Regions from separate parts of the Mus musculus genome. Here region 2 is linked to region 1. The links are chromatin contacts, found by Hi-C or POLR2A ChIA-PET in ENCODE. All regions are on one chromosome and are shown on one strand. The core of a region is the stretch at or near the end of the contact, and the rest is flanking DNA. Distances in the headings are between cores, read along the strand shown.

Region 1 (6,766 bases), core at 1,475-3,974:
CTCCTTTTTTTCCCACTTTTCCATAAAAGTAGTTCTTTTCTAATGTTTTTGCTTGAGGCAGGGTCTTGCCTTAACTCAGGCTAGCCTGGAACTATGTAACCTAGGGTAGCCTTGAACTCACTGAAATTCTCCTGCCTTAGCGTTCTACAAAGGCAAAATTGATGCTTCTTCTGAATCAATACAGCACTGAAAATCAAATCACTTCAACCAAATACTATTGTTTACTCATAAATATGTGTTTATTTTTAAGTTCAATAGGTCTGAAGGATTAAAAAATATTCAGGGACAGACACAGGAATATAAATTTAAGTAAAAAAATAATTAAACTTTAAGAATCCAGCTTCATTCTGGGACTACAAAGAGAAATTTACAGATATACTACATATTTAACAGTTCAGTTTTGTAATACTAGAGGGGGGCTGCTATCAGAAAATTGTCAGCCGGGCATGCCTTTAATCCCAGCACTTGGGAGGCAGAGGCAAGAGGATTTCTGAGTTCCAGGCCAGCCTGGTCTACAGAGTGAGTTCCAGGTCAGCCAGGACTACACAGGGAAAAAAAAAAGAAAAGTAAATTGTCAGGTCATAGTTACCTTGATCCAACTAACCTCCCAGTAAAATACATAAGGAAATCCTATCTATGCAGAAGTTACCAATAATGGCATCAATTCATATTTAAAGATTACATAAGGTAAGCCTTTAAGATTTCTAAAATGTTATTACAAATATTGAACTGTTAAGTTCCTGTATGAAGCCCCTTCTAAATATCCTCACTTATGATGGAGAAGGAAGAAAGTTAAGACATGCTGCAATTATAAACATTCTTACCCAAGCATGAAAGGTTAGGTTATTCCAGTGGTGTTTTTAATTACTTAACTTTCAAGGGATTACTTACTACTCACAAATAAATCTTATTTTCTTTCCATTTTTTCCCTCCTCTCTATACAATAAATCTGTTATCCACCTGTATCTATCTTTAAGAAAAATTTCCAGTGGGTTTTTATTAGGACTTAACCTTACACTGAAAGCTGTATTAAGTATTGCTAAAAAAGATTTGAAATAGGTTCTATCTTCTCCCATATTTTCCGCAAAGAACTCAAGAAAATTCAACAGGATTTACAATTAAGCTAAATTTATGTACGTCTTTTCTTGTAAGCCAAACTTGTCCAAAAAAAAAAAAAAAAAAAAAAAAAAAGCATTTAAATCGCTAAAAAACTTGCCTAAACGAGTTTTTACAAGTCAGGATTTGGACTTGTTTTTTTTTTTTTTTAAGAAAGTGCTGAACTTTAATTTGAAAGTACATTGTTAATTATCCCCCAAAAGCAACATTTCATCATTTTTAGAAACAAACACGTAAATAACTCTTTCTAAGGATTCTAATCTAACTGTATTTTTAAAAGCCCTTTCCTTCAATTCTAATTCAGTGGGCATCAAATATCCAAAATGATTCTGTTTTCAGCACAGGTAAAATTTGCCAATATTTACTGAAGTCTCTAATACGTGGTCTAACAAAATGGAGGTCTCTCGGTGGGAAAAAAAAATAGGCCTAAACACTTCTACAAAATGGGGCCAAACACACCCACTTTAAGAAACCATGGTTTGGGTCAGATTTTCCACACACACGAAAAAAAAAAGTTGATTCTGTAAGGGCTCGACGAAGCGTCCCTGGAACTGGGGGTTAGTAGTGGTTTCGTTAAGACCAGGGAGGGAGGGGATGTTTCTCTCCACACTCTAGAGGACGGCGGCGAGGGGTGATCCGAAAGCCCAGAGGAAAGGAGCTGGAGCTGGGGGTGGAGACCTGAGCGCCCCGCCGGTCCCTGATCAATAGTCAAACTGACCGCCCCACTACTCCAAGACAGACTTGGGCTCTCCCAACCCCGCCAAGTCAACAGCAAAAGGCACAAACTCCCCTTTCTGCTCCCAGGCCCCGCCTCGCCGCATTGGCAGCAGTTCCCGCCAATCCGCACGGTCACCGCCCCCAAGACCGCCTGCCAAGCCCTGATTGGACTGGAAGAGAGACGGGGGGGACCTCGCGCTACCAATCTGGGAACCCCTTACTCGGCCGCACGCGCGCGCCCAAGTGCTCCCTCGGAGGCCTCCCCCTCCCCAGGCACGGCCCCTCCCCCACCCCCAGGGCTCTGGCAGCGACTTACCGTCCCGAGAGGTGCCCATTAACTGGTCCAGCATAGCGCGCATCTGGGCCTGCGCCGACATGGCGGCGGCGTAGCGGGCGGGCGGTCGGGCGGGCAGGCAGGCGGGGGTGGGGCACCGGCCGGGCCCTGGCGGGCGGGGGACGAGGGGAAGGGGTGGGGGAGGTGCGGCGCTGTCTCGGTGGCCGCCGCGGCCTCGAGGCCCGCGAGTAGGGAGTCGGAGGGGTCGTGGAGAGTCCGGGCTGCGCTCCTCACGACGGCGTGAACGCGGAAAATGGCAGCCCCCCTAGAGAGTGAGCCCTGGTGCCCTCACTCTCCGTCCGGTTCCTGAGACAGACGCGACACAGGCTAAGCCGACTCTCGCCTCCTCCCGACACCAACACCCGCCAGAAGCCGTCAACCCCCCCCCCCAGCAAGCGAGCTCTGACGCGGCTCGCAGCCGCCGCGACGGGAGCGCGCACGCAGCTCGCGCCTAGTCGTTTCCCGTGGGGGTTCGGCCAATCGCCATCCACGTCGCTGCGCTCCGCCCTGCCCCTCCTACGAAGGGTCCCACCCTAACGGCTCCCGAGCGCGTTCACGTCTGCTCACCCCGCCCCTCTCGGAGGCTGAGTCTCGCGAGAATGATGCTCTTTTTTTTTTTTTTTTTTTTTTTTTTTTTAGCCTACTCCGAAGCCTCTTCGGCCCCGGGCGTCTAAGCAGCAGGTCACTTAGGCCTTTGCTGTTTGCCGCCCTGGCGTCCAGCCGCAAATTAGCCAGTGCCGAGCTTAGAGCGAGTCGCAGTAAGTAGTGCGACAGAAGTTCTCAGGGTTAGTGCTTTCCCGACGGATGCTGGCGGAATCGCAAGCCCGTGGGAGCCCCGAGCCCGAGCGGAGGACACCTAACCTTATCCTCAGGCCACTGCCCCTCATCAGTGCCCGAGTTCGGGACATGTCAGGTTCAGGAAAAAGAAAAAGCAAACAAACCGCGAAATCAACACAGTGGAAATCAGGCCTCCCGACCCCTTCTGCTACGTTTAGGACAGCTGGAAGCTGCTAGTCTGAATTCGGAGCTGGGCAAAGTGAGAGCTTGGGACAGGCCATAATGCAGAGCAGCGTTTCCGTGGGGTTCTTGGCTGACTGTCGCCCTGCACTCCCACGCCCTGCTGACTGCGACCTTCCAACCGTAGTTGATTTCTTAATCTCAAGGCTGGTGGGGCTGAGGCCAGAGTGAGCCAACGGGAAATACTTAGGCCACGGCTGCTTACCGGTTTTCGAAAAGGAAAAAAAAACTGGCGAGTCTTTTAAGCTGAAACGTCGCAACTTTAGATAATAACTGGGAAATTATGGATATTTTTTGCCGTTTCATTATAATTGCCCATGCATTGAGGAACTAAAACTTCAAACTAGCGCCAGCTTCATATTAAAATCATATGAAAGAATCATCACAATTCCAAGGTTTAACTAGGCACTGAGCCGATGCAAATTACGTTATCTAGTCAGCAACTTGCCAAAAAAAAAAAAAAACACAATTATTCAGAGTACTGTTTTTGAGACAGGGTGTCAATGTTATGAGAAAAATAGCCTTAAAAAGTGAGAATACCGGAGACTCAGCATAGGTTAGGAATGGAGACATTTTTCACCTCTGCAGAAGTTAGGCATCACCCTGACACAAAAGACAAACTGAGCTGCCAACTTAGCATAAAACTGTTTAGTTGTTGTTTGGGTTTTTGTTTGTTTTTTTAATTACATGTCGTCTCTCTCCACTTTTTCTTCCCAACTTTTGGTTTTTTCGAGACAGGGTTTCTCTGTGTAGCCTGGAACTCACTCTGTAGACCAGGCTGGCCTCGAACTCAGAAATCCACCTGCCTCTGCCTCCCAAGTGCTGGGATTAAAGGCGTGCGCCACCACACCCAGCTTCTTCCCAATTTTTAACATTACCCTCTCTCCAAATTCCTCAGCCTTCTGGTTCAAGACACAAATATTACCCAGTGAAGTGCTTGAAGCCCAAGGTGGGCACCTGCTCCTCTTCCATTTGTGAGCCCAGCTGTATAGACGACTGCCTGCTACATTTCAACCCTAGGATCAATAGCAAGGGCCTAAACAAGCAGCCAGCTGCCAAGTAGGGATCATAGGGCCTAGTGTCTCCTATTTATCCGTGATTCCATAACCAGCTTTAGCTAATTGCAGCTCACACTAACAAAGGACCAAATGATTTATTCCTTAAACTGTGTAGCTCTAACTGCCCGGAAACTTGTCATCCTACCTCAGCTACTCTAGATTTAGGCATGTGCCACAATGTCTGGTTCAAAAACTAAATTCTAAACAATTCCAAACAACTACTTGCAGAGATCCTTTGAAAATTGTTGTACAATGGGAGCTGGAGAGTCTTAGAAGTTAAAAGTCTTTGGATCCCATCACCCTTTCGACTGCTCACAACCCTCGAACTCCAATGTCAGAATTGATATTTTCTTTAAGACACCAAGCACATATATACACATACATTGAGATAAAACAATCAAATACATAAAAATGTTTTTTTAAAAAAGGAAATTGATATAAATAGAAAACTGCAAACTATGTTCTAAAGAGATTCGCTATTACCCTGTATGCAGTATTATCATGAGAAACACATTCTTAGAAAAGTACACAAAAATGCTGAGTAATTAGGTTGAAGTGTTTGTGGATTTTGTTTGTTTGAGACAGGTTCTCACCGTGTAACTGTGACTGGATTGGAACTGACTGTAGACCAAGCTGGCCTGAAACTCAGAGATTGTTTCAGAATGGAAACAAAAGGAAAAGGATATAGGTTAGTGGTAGATCACTTCTTTAGTGCTGGTAAGGTCCTGGTTCCAATCCCCAATACTCAGAAGGAAGAGAAGGGAAACAAAACAAACCTTACAAAACACATTAGCCTAATTAACTTGAATATAGTTCAAAAATTGCATTGCTTTCTTTCCCCGTCACATAACTGTAGAAGATAAGCATCTGCTGCTTTTTTGGGGGTGGGGGGTTCGAGACAGGGTTTCTCTGTGTAGCCCTGGCTGTCCTGGAGCCCACTCTGTAGACCAGGCTGGCCTCGAACTCAGAGATCTGCCTGCCTCTGTCTTCCGAGTGCTGGGATTAAAGGCGTGCGCCACCACACCCGGCTAAGCATCTGCTTCTTACCAAATGTTTTTATTTGTAATTCAAACTCTCAACACCAAGAAAGTTAACAGCAAAATAATAATTCAATGCTTTAGAGCAGAAATTCCCTCCCTTTGTGTTGTGACCAGGCCTTTTGATTTGTAGGGTTTAGTCCAACTGGAAAACAGAAACATTTATTTTTGTGCAACAGTGGGAGTGTAGCACAACTTTCAGAGCTGATTCTCTACTACCATGTTAATCCCAGGAACAAATTTAAGGTTGTCAGGCTTGGCCGTGGTGGCAAGGGTTTTTACCTGTTGAGCCATTTTCCTACCCCAAATCCAGGGATTTGAGCATACTAAACATGCCTTCTATCACTGAGCTGCATCCAACTCCTGATGTTCTATTTCAAAGCAAGTTTCATAGAATCAGGGTTCATATATTCACTTTCCTTTTTATTTTGATACCTCTACCTCCCATTTGAAACATTTTTGTTTGAGATTTTCTTTGAATAGGGTTCAGGAAAATGCAGCCCAAAAACTGAATCCACACTACTGTTTTGATTAGTTTGGGGTGGACAGTGTTACTCTTTTGGCTTTGTTGATTGGCTGGTTAGTTTGAAATAGGATCTCAGTATGTAATCCTGGCTGGACTGGAACTCACTATATAGACCAGGCTTCCCTCACCTCAAACTCATATAGATTTACCTGCCTTTGCCTCCCGGGTACTAGGATTAAAGGCATTCAATACCATGTTTTGGGCTTTTGTAAAACAATGTGTCACATAATTCAGGCTGGCCTTAAAGTTGCTATGTAGCTGAAGATAACCTTGAATTGGTCATCTTGCCTCTTCTCAAGTGCTGAGATTACAGCTCAGCAGCACTGTCTGTTTTTAATCAAATCTCACTGGAATATTGCCAGGATCACTCATTCTCATACTATCTACAGTTGCTTTTGCCCTTTAACCAAGAGTTATAAGGTCATAAGACACTACTATATTTAAGACTTACTCTTTTTTCCAATTGTTTTGTTTTGAGATAGGATTTCTCTGTGTGGCCCTGGCTTTCCTGAAACTCCCTCTGTAGACCCATCTGGCCTAGAACTTGGAGAGCCACTTGCCTCTGCCTTTCTCGAGTGCTGGGATTGAAGTTTGCCCCACCACTGCTCAGTAGAAATACCCTCCCTGAGTTCTAATGAAAATAAATAGGCATTGATATTTGAAGTCTGTGGAAGGAATACATAGAGCCAAACCAAAGCTAAAAGAATTAAGCCAAGTAGGGCTCTGCACAAAGAGGACGTGCAAATTTGTGAAGTGTTCTGTTTAATTTTTTCCTCAGGTGAAATTATACTTTTGGTTGTATATATTTCTACACTTATTTCTTGGTGAGTGTAAATTTATAATATGGAAAATATCAGTATAAATAGAATTTCTTCTATGAACTATTCACTCTACAAAATTTAAAAATTATTTATTTACCTGAAATGCTAAACTAGTTCAATCAATGAGCTTCAATGGGATT
Region 2 (6,766 bases), core at 2,331-4,830, 320 kb before region 1:
CAGGGAAATGCTCAAACACATACAATAAAATAAACACCTTTCTTTTTTTTAAAGGAAAAGGTATTTTAAAAAGAAGACGATTACCAACTCCTTGCTAGTTTTCTTGTCTTATTTTTTCTCTTCTAAACATCTTATGTGTTTGTCAAATGAATCTATACAGACCTTTCCATCTCCTCTCATGGTGCTCTTAGAACCAGCTAGTACTGCACATCTTGCCCTTTGTTCTTCTAGGCATTGTAGTCCTCCTGTCTCCCTGACTGTCTTCCTGCCTGTCTGCCTGTCTGTCTCCCTGCCTGCTTGCCTGCCTGCCTGCCTGTCTGCCCAACTGTCCACCTGTCTCTCTGCCCTCTCATCCACAGACACTCTTTCTCCTCTTCCCATGGTTCAGACACTGGTGCTCCACAGGTCACCATCTCAGACCATCTTTCCTGTTCCCGTGCTTTCCCACAGTGGCACTTTGTAGTTAGCTTATGCCTAGTACCTACTTGACTGTGGCCACTACAGGGAAAAGAGATGATTAGTGCTCCTCAACCTGGAGGTTTGTAAAAATTGAAGTTCATTTCAGTACAGTTTTCCCATCTATTTGATACCAAAAATGCTAGCTCAGCTGTTGTTTGTTTGTTTGTTTCCTCAACTGAAGTTTTGCATCCATAAGGGACAGCTCTGGTCACAGTGGCCTAAAAAGGAGGTGCTTTTCTTTCTTGAGACTCCATTTCTTTGCCCACAGTGTCTGCTTTCCTATGGGAAGGAACATCAAGATGTTTTCAGATAACACAAGCCACTTTCATTTTATTGCATAGTGTGTGTGCCTGCGTGCATGCTTGCACATGCACACATGTGTGTCTGTCTATCTGGGAGGCATTCCAGAGAATAACAGAGACTAAGACTACCCAGATTATCTGCTGTGCACCAGCATCTTGGATGGAGTTAGAGGCCATTACTAGCCGGGGCAAATAGTGAGGTGAAGGCTATCCTAGCAAGCCTGATGGGAAACTTGCCCCAAGGAGCTGCCAGTACAGGTGGGGTAGAAGATTTACACCGAAAGGAGGATCATCCTAGGGAAAGAAAGGATGAAAATCAGTAGGGCTTTGGAATAGTAATCATTACCTCTTCTTGAACCCCTACTATTTAAACAAATTCTCTTGAATCTAATCTCAGAAGCAGTGGTGAGAAGTGTATGAAACACTTTGTTTGTTTGTTTGTTTGTTTGTTTAAAGTCAAGTTCCTAATCACTGTGCTGATACAGGTGAGGACACAATAAGTTATCATTACCACCCATTGCCTACATACACCAGGCAATGAATAGTTGCTAGGGATAACATGTTAAGTAAGACCTGTGTGGTTTCTGCCCTCATTGAGCTTATAGTTAGAGATACACTGCCCAGTATGGTAGCCACTAGCCACCCGTGCCTATTAGAATTAATGTTTAGTTCCTCAGGCACTAGCTGCATTTCATCATAAGTTCAGTGCCACAAGTGAATGGAGAGAGTTCTGTTGACCAGCATGGAAAGAGGCAGAGGAAGCAACAAGCAATTGCATATCTATGTAGTAAAGGCGGGGTAGAAACTGATGAGTGCAGGGGAGCGTATATTCATATTAATATTCTTATTATAATTAAGATGTAGAAACCAAGGTTCAGTGAGGTCAGACAAGGAGACCATGTTCATACACTTGCCAAGTGGGAGAACTAGGGTTTGAACTCAGGTTTGTCTTCTTCACATTATTTAGGTTGTTTTATGGAGGAAATGAGCCAACCTGCAGGGAGGTAGGAATTCTTTAAAGAGAGAAGACACCACTTGTGGGAATGTGACATTTTGGGCAAAGGCATAGATGAGCAAGGTTGGCAGAGGACCACAGGTAAACCAGTCGGGCTGGAGAGGCAGTGATTTGTTGAAATCATGTCCTAGGAGAGGTAAGTTGGAACCTGTCTGTCTTGACTAAAAGCCAAGGAACTAAGAGACTTAGCACTAGATGAAGGTGAGTCTTTAGAAGATAGAAGTAGGAGCATGGAGTGGCCAGAACCACTCCATTTGAGAGAGCAGCAGTATTTAGGAGCAACCGGCCATGAACAAATCTAGGGAAACCAGTTAAGGATTACAAGGGGATAGAAAGGGACAAGTGAAGAGTGTGAAGGAAGATCGTAGGGGCCTAAAGATCTAAAGTTAAGGTCCAATACTTTGTATCATTGGATAATATCCTTTACTGTTGTGGGCTTCTTGGACTGCAAAACGGCAAGGCAGGCCTAGATGATCTCTGAGGTTCCCCTTACCAATGGTCGCCTAGGAGTCTACAACGTGAAGAACATTAGAGTAAGGAAAGCACTAGTGTAATGTAATATGAAATATTGAGGCAAAGAAGATCGCCGTCAAGGACCATCCCAAGATGAAGTGAAACTTATTTTCCAGTAACAAAACCAGCCACGTGTGTGCAGGAGCTAGGTTGTTTTTTTATTTTTGGGTGGTGGATGGGCACGGGATACAGAAGCTGGAAAGATAGTGAGAAAACAATGGTCTTAAAAAGAAAAGAAAACAATGGGCTTGTTTTAAAGAAAGTTCTCCAGAGTTAGAGGTCATCATATTACATCCCCACCCTCAAGGTAGCTTCTAAACTGTTTTGGACCTATGATTTACAGGTAGGAAATACAATTTACATCAGGTGTCCAGTATTCATACCTGAAAATAAAGGGTTTATGAGACAAAATATTTTTTGCTGGATACTAATATTTTGTTGGCTTTTCAGAAGCTTTGTTGTCACCCACTTAATTTCTTTTATGAACTATTCATATATCAGGACTCAACAAGTTTTCGTAAGTTGGAGGCAAAAGGCAGGGCGTCCCGTGCAGACGTCCAGAAGCGAGCTGGAGAGGCAAATCAGGGCAGAGATCCAGGCTAGGAGAGTTTAGAGAACGTTTCGCTCCGGCCCGAGTGAGCAGAAAAAAAGCAAAACCCTGGAGCCACTAGGTGGGACCCTCCCACCCGGATGATGGAGGAGAGGGCTCTCCAAACATCGGGATCAGGCGTCCATCCTGACGTTGCGTTTTCCCCGAGCAGTTCAGGGAGCTCCCCCGACATTCTCCCGGGAGGACTACGCGCCCACTCCCTCCAGTCATTTCCCCCGCGTGTCGGCTAGAACGGAGCCCGCACGCGCTGGGGTGAAGACACTTTGCCCGGCAGCGGGACTGCTGTCGGCAGCAGCCGCTCGCGCTCCCCGGCCCGGTCGGCCGGCGCGCGCACACCCACGCGCGCACTCCCAAGCACGCACACACAAAGTTGTGGCCGCCTCCACCGCGGAGCTCCGGTCGGCGGCTGCGGGCCAGCGCACCGCGCTCTCGCCCAGCCCCGCTCGCACGGCCGCTCGGCTCCCCTCGGGCCGCGCTCGGCCCCCGCCGACGCCCCGCTCTGCCCTTCGGCTCGGCCCTCCCCGCCTCGCATCCGTGCCATCGGCGCTCGATTGCGCGCGGACTCCCTGGGGCTCTTCCCGGCTCGTTCGCTCGCGCTTGCCCGCCCGCCCGCTCGCGCCCGGCCGCGCCGCCCCGCCCCCGCCCCCTCCCCCTGCTCCTCACGGGCAACTTTTGCCGGCGCCCCCGCCTCACAGCCATGCGGAGCTGAGCTCCGGCCCGGGCCCTGGCCGCCGCAGCCCGCCCCGGCTCCCGCCCTCGCGGACCCGCCCGGCCCTTGGCCTCGGCGCCTTAGCCGCCCCGGGCCGGCCGAGCCCCCCGCGCAGGGCCCGGGCCGCGGCTACGGCGGCGGCGGCGGCGGCGGCGACGCGCCCGCCCGGCCCCCTCCCCCGGCGCCGGCCAAGTGAGGCGGTGATGCGGGCGCTGGCGGCCTGGGCTGCGCCGAGAGCGGAGACACAGGCTCAAGATGGCAGATTCCCACTGAGGCTGAGGGGGCCGAGCTCGCGCGCCGCGTTCCCTTCTCCGTTGCCATGAACCGCGGACACCCCGGCCCCGATGGCCCCCGTGTACGAAGGTAAGGGGCACCCGGCCCGCGATCCCCCCGCTCGCTCGGCCAGCCGCGGCCCCCGTAGCTTTGTTCTGCCCGCGGCCCCTCGCCCGGCAGCCCCCGGCCGCAGCCCCGGGCCCTGGTCCTGGGGGCTCGCGACCTTCCCCGGTGCCCCCATCCTGGGTCCAGACGGGACCGGAGCCGGCCTGGAGCAGGATCTTATTTCCAGGGCAGAGAAGGCGGCTGGGGGGTGTGTGCCGGTGGGCTGCTGCCCAAAGAAAAGAAATGGGGGCGGCGTGTGGGAAAAGACGGATCCGTGACTGCTTTCTGTTTATTTGTGATAAATGAAGGTGATGCGGTCCTCCCCCATTACCTTTAAACGATCTCCTTTCTACTTGTCCGTCCTCTCTGCTCCCTTTTCCAAACATCTCCACTCCCACCCCACACTCCTTTATTCTTCCCGAGCCTCCGATTTTTGGGGGGTGGTGGTGGTGGTGGTGGCTGTGGAATCCGATTGAAAGGGGCCAAGCGATGAGAGAGGGTTGAGATGAAAAGTCCATTTCAGACCCAGGCAGAACAATGAAATAGGCTCAAAATCTCCCCGCAGTTGGCGTGTGGAAGGGAGAATGTAGTTTGGCTTTTTGGGGGGGGCGGGGAAGGGGGTGCGAAAGAAGGTTTTCTGGCTCGGCCTGGGTAGATCGGTGCTGTGCACCTTCACCTGGCGTTGGCTGATTTTTTTCCCATTTGACTGTCTTTAGAAGAAAGAAAAGGTAAGGCGATACAGCTGCCTCGCGCACTCTTTCGGTTCTCTTCAGTCAGTTCCGTCAGCTTGCAGCGAGAAAATCAAGCCGGAATCAACTAAGTTTTTACTCTTCTATGGGGTTTTGTGTGCTTGTAGTACCGGGTATTTTTCAACCAAAGTGTGCCAGATTTTTTCAGTTATTTCGTCGTGAAAATGTTTCTCTCGTGAAATCATTGAAATAGCAGCCCTTTACATACTTTTAGCGTGGGTCCATCTGGCTTTCTTTCGGTTTTGTTCAGATATTCTGTGTATGAAATCGCAAATGAGAGGGAAACGGGTTTGCCAGGAACCAAGAGGAGGGGCTAGGGGAGATTGTAATCCTATAAACCCAGGGAACTGTTGGGCCGAGTGAAACAGGGATCTCATTAATAGTTTTATCTCTGTTAGGAGAGGCTGATTTAAAAAAAAAAAAAAAACTTATCTGAAAAGAAAATCTGTTATTAGTACCAGGGCTCTAAATGAATTAGGTTTCTGCATGGACTCTCTTACCATTCAGGCTCTGAATAACAAGGCTGTAAATAACCTATGGACTGTAAATATTTTTTCCAGAGTCTCTTAGAAACAAAGGGGCTGTTTAGAAAGCAACAGAGAAATGTTATTCCAGGGGCTTTCCTCTTTGATTCCGAAGAACACAAGGTCTATTTAACCGTTCCACACAACAAAACAAAATTTCGGATCACTCCACCACGTAGACTAGAAACATGCCAGTGGGGACGTGAACATGTAGGAGAACCCATGTCGGGCATTCATTGTTCATCTGTGTCTAGGGGAGGGGGGCTGCAGTCAAAGCTCCCACTGTCTAGAGTGTTAAAATGAAACAGTTTTCTCTTTATTAAGTACCTCCTTGAGACTCCCTCTGCTGGACACTCCGGGTGAGCATTTTAGAAAGAACTTGGCATTGAATTCACAACTGTAATAGAGGAATAAAAATTCCTCTTCCAGGAAGCTGGGGAGGTGGGTCGGGATGTATTTTGTCAACCTTGAACAAAGCCACCCTGGGAACTTCATTGATTATGTTGATTTCATTTGAAATCCATGAGGAATGTAGGCTAGCCCCCGGGGCTAAGTAAGACCCAGCACAGTTGGTCCTAGGACATTGTTCTTTTAGTGATTGTGTCGGAAAAGCAATTACAGGTGTGTAAAGTGTTACACTGTGGGACTGTGGGGTTCAGAGGTCTCTCTCTGCTTGGAGTTTTACTTTCCAGCCCTCCTCTATCCCAGGCAACCTAATTTGTCACCTCCTTTCCATCCTGGGTTTCCTTGGGCCTTGTCTGTGGGTTCTCTTAATTGTTCTTTTGTTTGTAGCTTTTTTTCTTCTTTGGGAGCATCTCTTACATCTCTAGAATTCTTTTCCTCCTCTTGCTCAGCACTTCTTCCCCACCAACCCAGAGTTACTCAGCCCAGAGCTCAGGCCTGTCTGGTCTTTTTGAGAGAGACTGTTAGGCATGCTATGAGACAGAGAAATGACCTCCGTAGTCAAGGCCTATGCTTCCAGTGCCCATGCTCACTCACAGTGCAGAGTATGGCCAACACTACACTGACCTCTCCCTTGACCCCCAGTGACAATCTGTGGACTCAGTGAACCTGACTTTTATCATATTTCCACCAGAACCCAGGGACTGTGGGGTGTGTGTGTGTGGTCATAAATGAACAGGACTTTTTTTTTTAATAGACTTCTCCAAAAGAGGGATTTCTCCTCCTAATAGTTCCACATGATTCTTCTCAGAGGTCTAATTACACATGAGACTTTCTAGCTGGAATTTCTCAAATGGAGTGTGACTCAGATTCCGAGTGAAGGCTGGAATGTAGAAATCTAGACAGGTGTGCTGTTTTTGAAACAAAGCATATTTGATAATAGGGATTAATAAGTGGCAAAGTGTAACAGTCTTCCAGTACTGTCTTTAAGAGTCGGCTTATAAATATCACATTAGTTTTCAGTGGCTTGATACTGATCAAGTTAAACTTCTTGTAATAAAGGGGGATATTTTCTTAGAAGGTTAAACATTTGCCTTGTGATTAT

Evidence for each region. A loop is a pair of places that touch in the nucleus more often than their neighbours do. ChIA-PET counts read pairs that join two places held with the same protein, here RNA polymerase II (POLR2A).
Region 2: a loop to region 1 is called in a map of heart, with 4 times the contacts of the local background. The contact joins the promoter of Hipk2 here to the promoter of Luc7l2 in region 1. A Hi-C loop is called at or near these places in 1 of 37 maps with a recorded cell type or tissue (heart). POLR2A ChIA-PET finds 5 or more read pairs at or near these places in 2 of 5 experiments (Patski and embryonic stem cell).

Annotation. Positions count from the first base shown.
Region 1 is chr6:38,547,292-38,554,057 of GRCm38, reverse strand. It overlaps Luc7l2 (LUC7-like 2 (S. cerevisiae)), which reads right to left and starts at 2,724. Exons shown (of 10, transcript NM_138680.3): 1 at 2,150-2,724. The coding sequence starts at 2,210.
Region 2 is chr6:38,873,004-38,879,769 of GRCm38, reverse strand. Hipk2 (homeodomain interacting protein kinase 2) reads left to right here and starts at 3,580. Exons shown (of 15, transcript NM_010433.2): 1 at 3,580-3,971. The coding sequence starts at 3,953. It also overlaps a transcript of Tbxas1 not described here.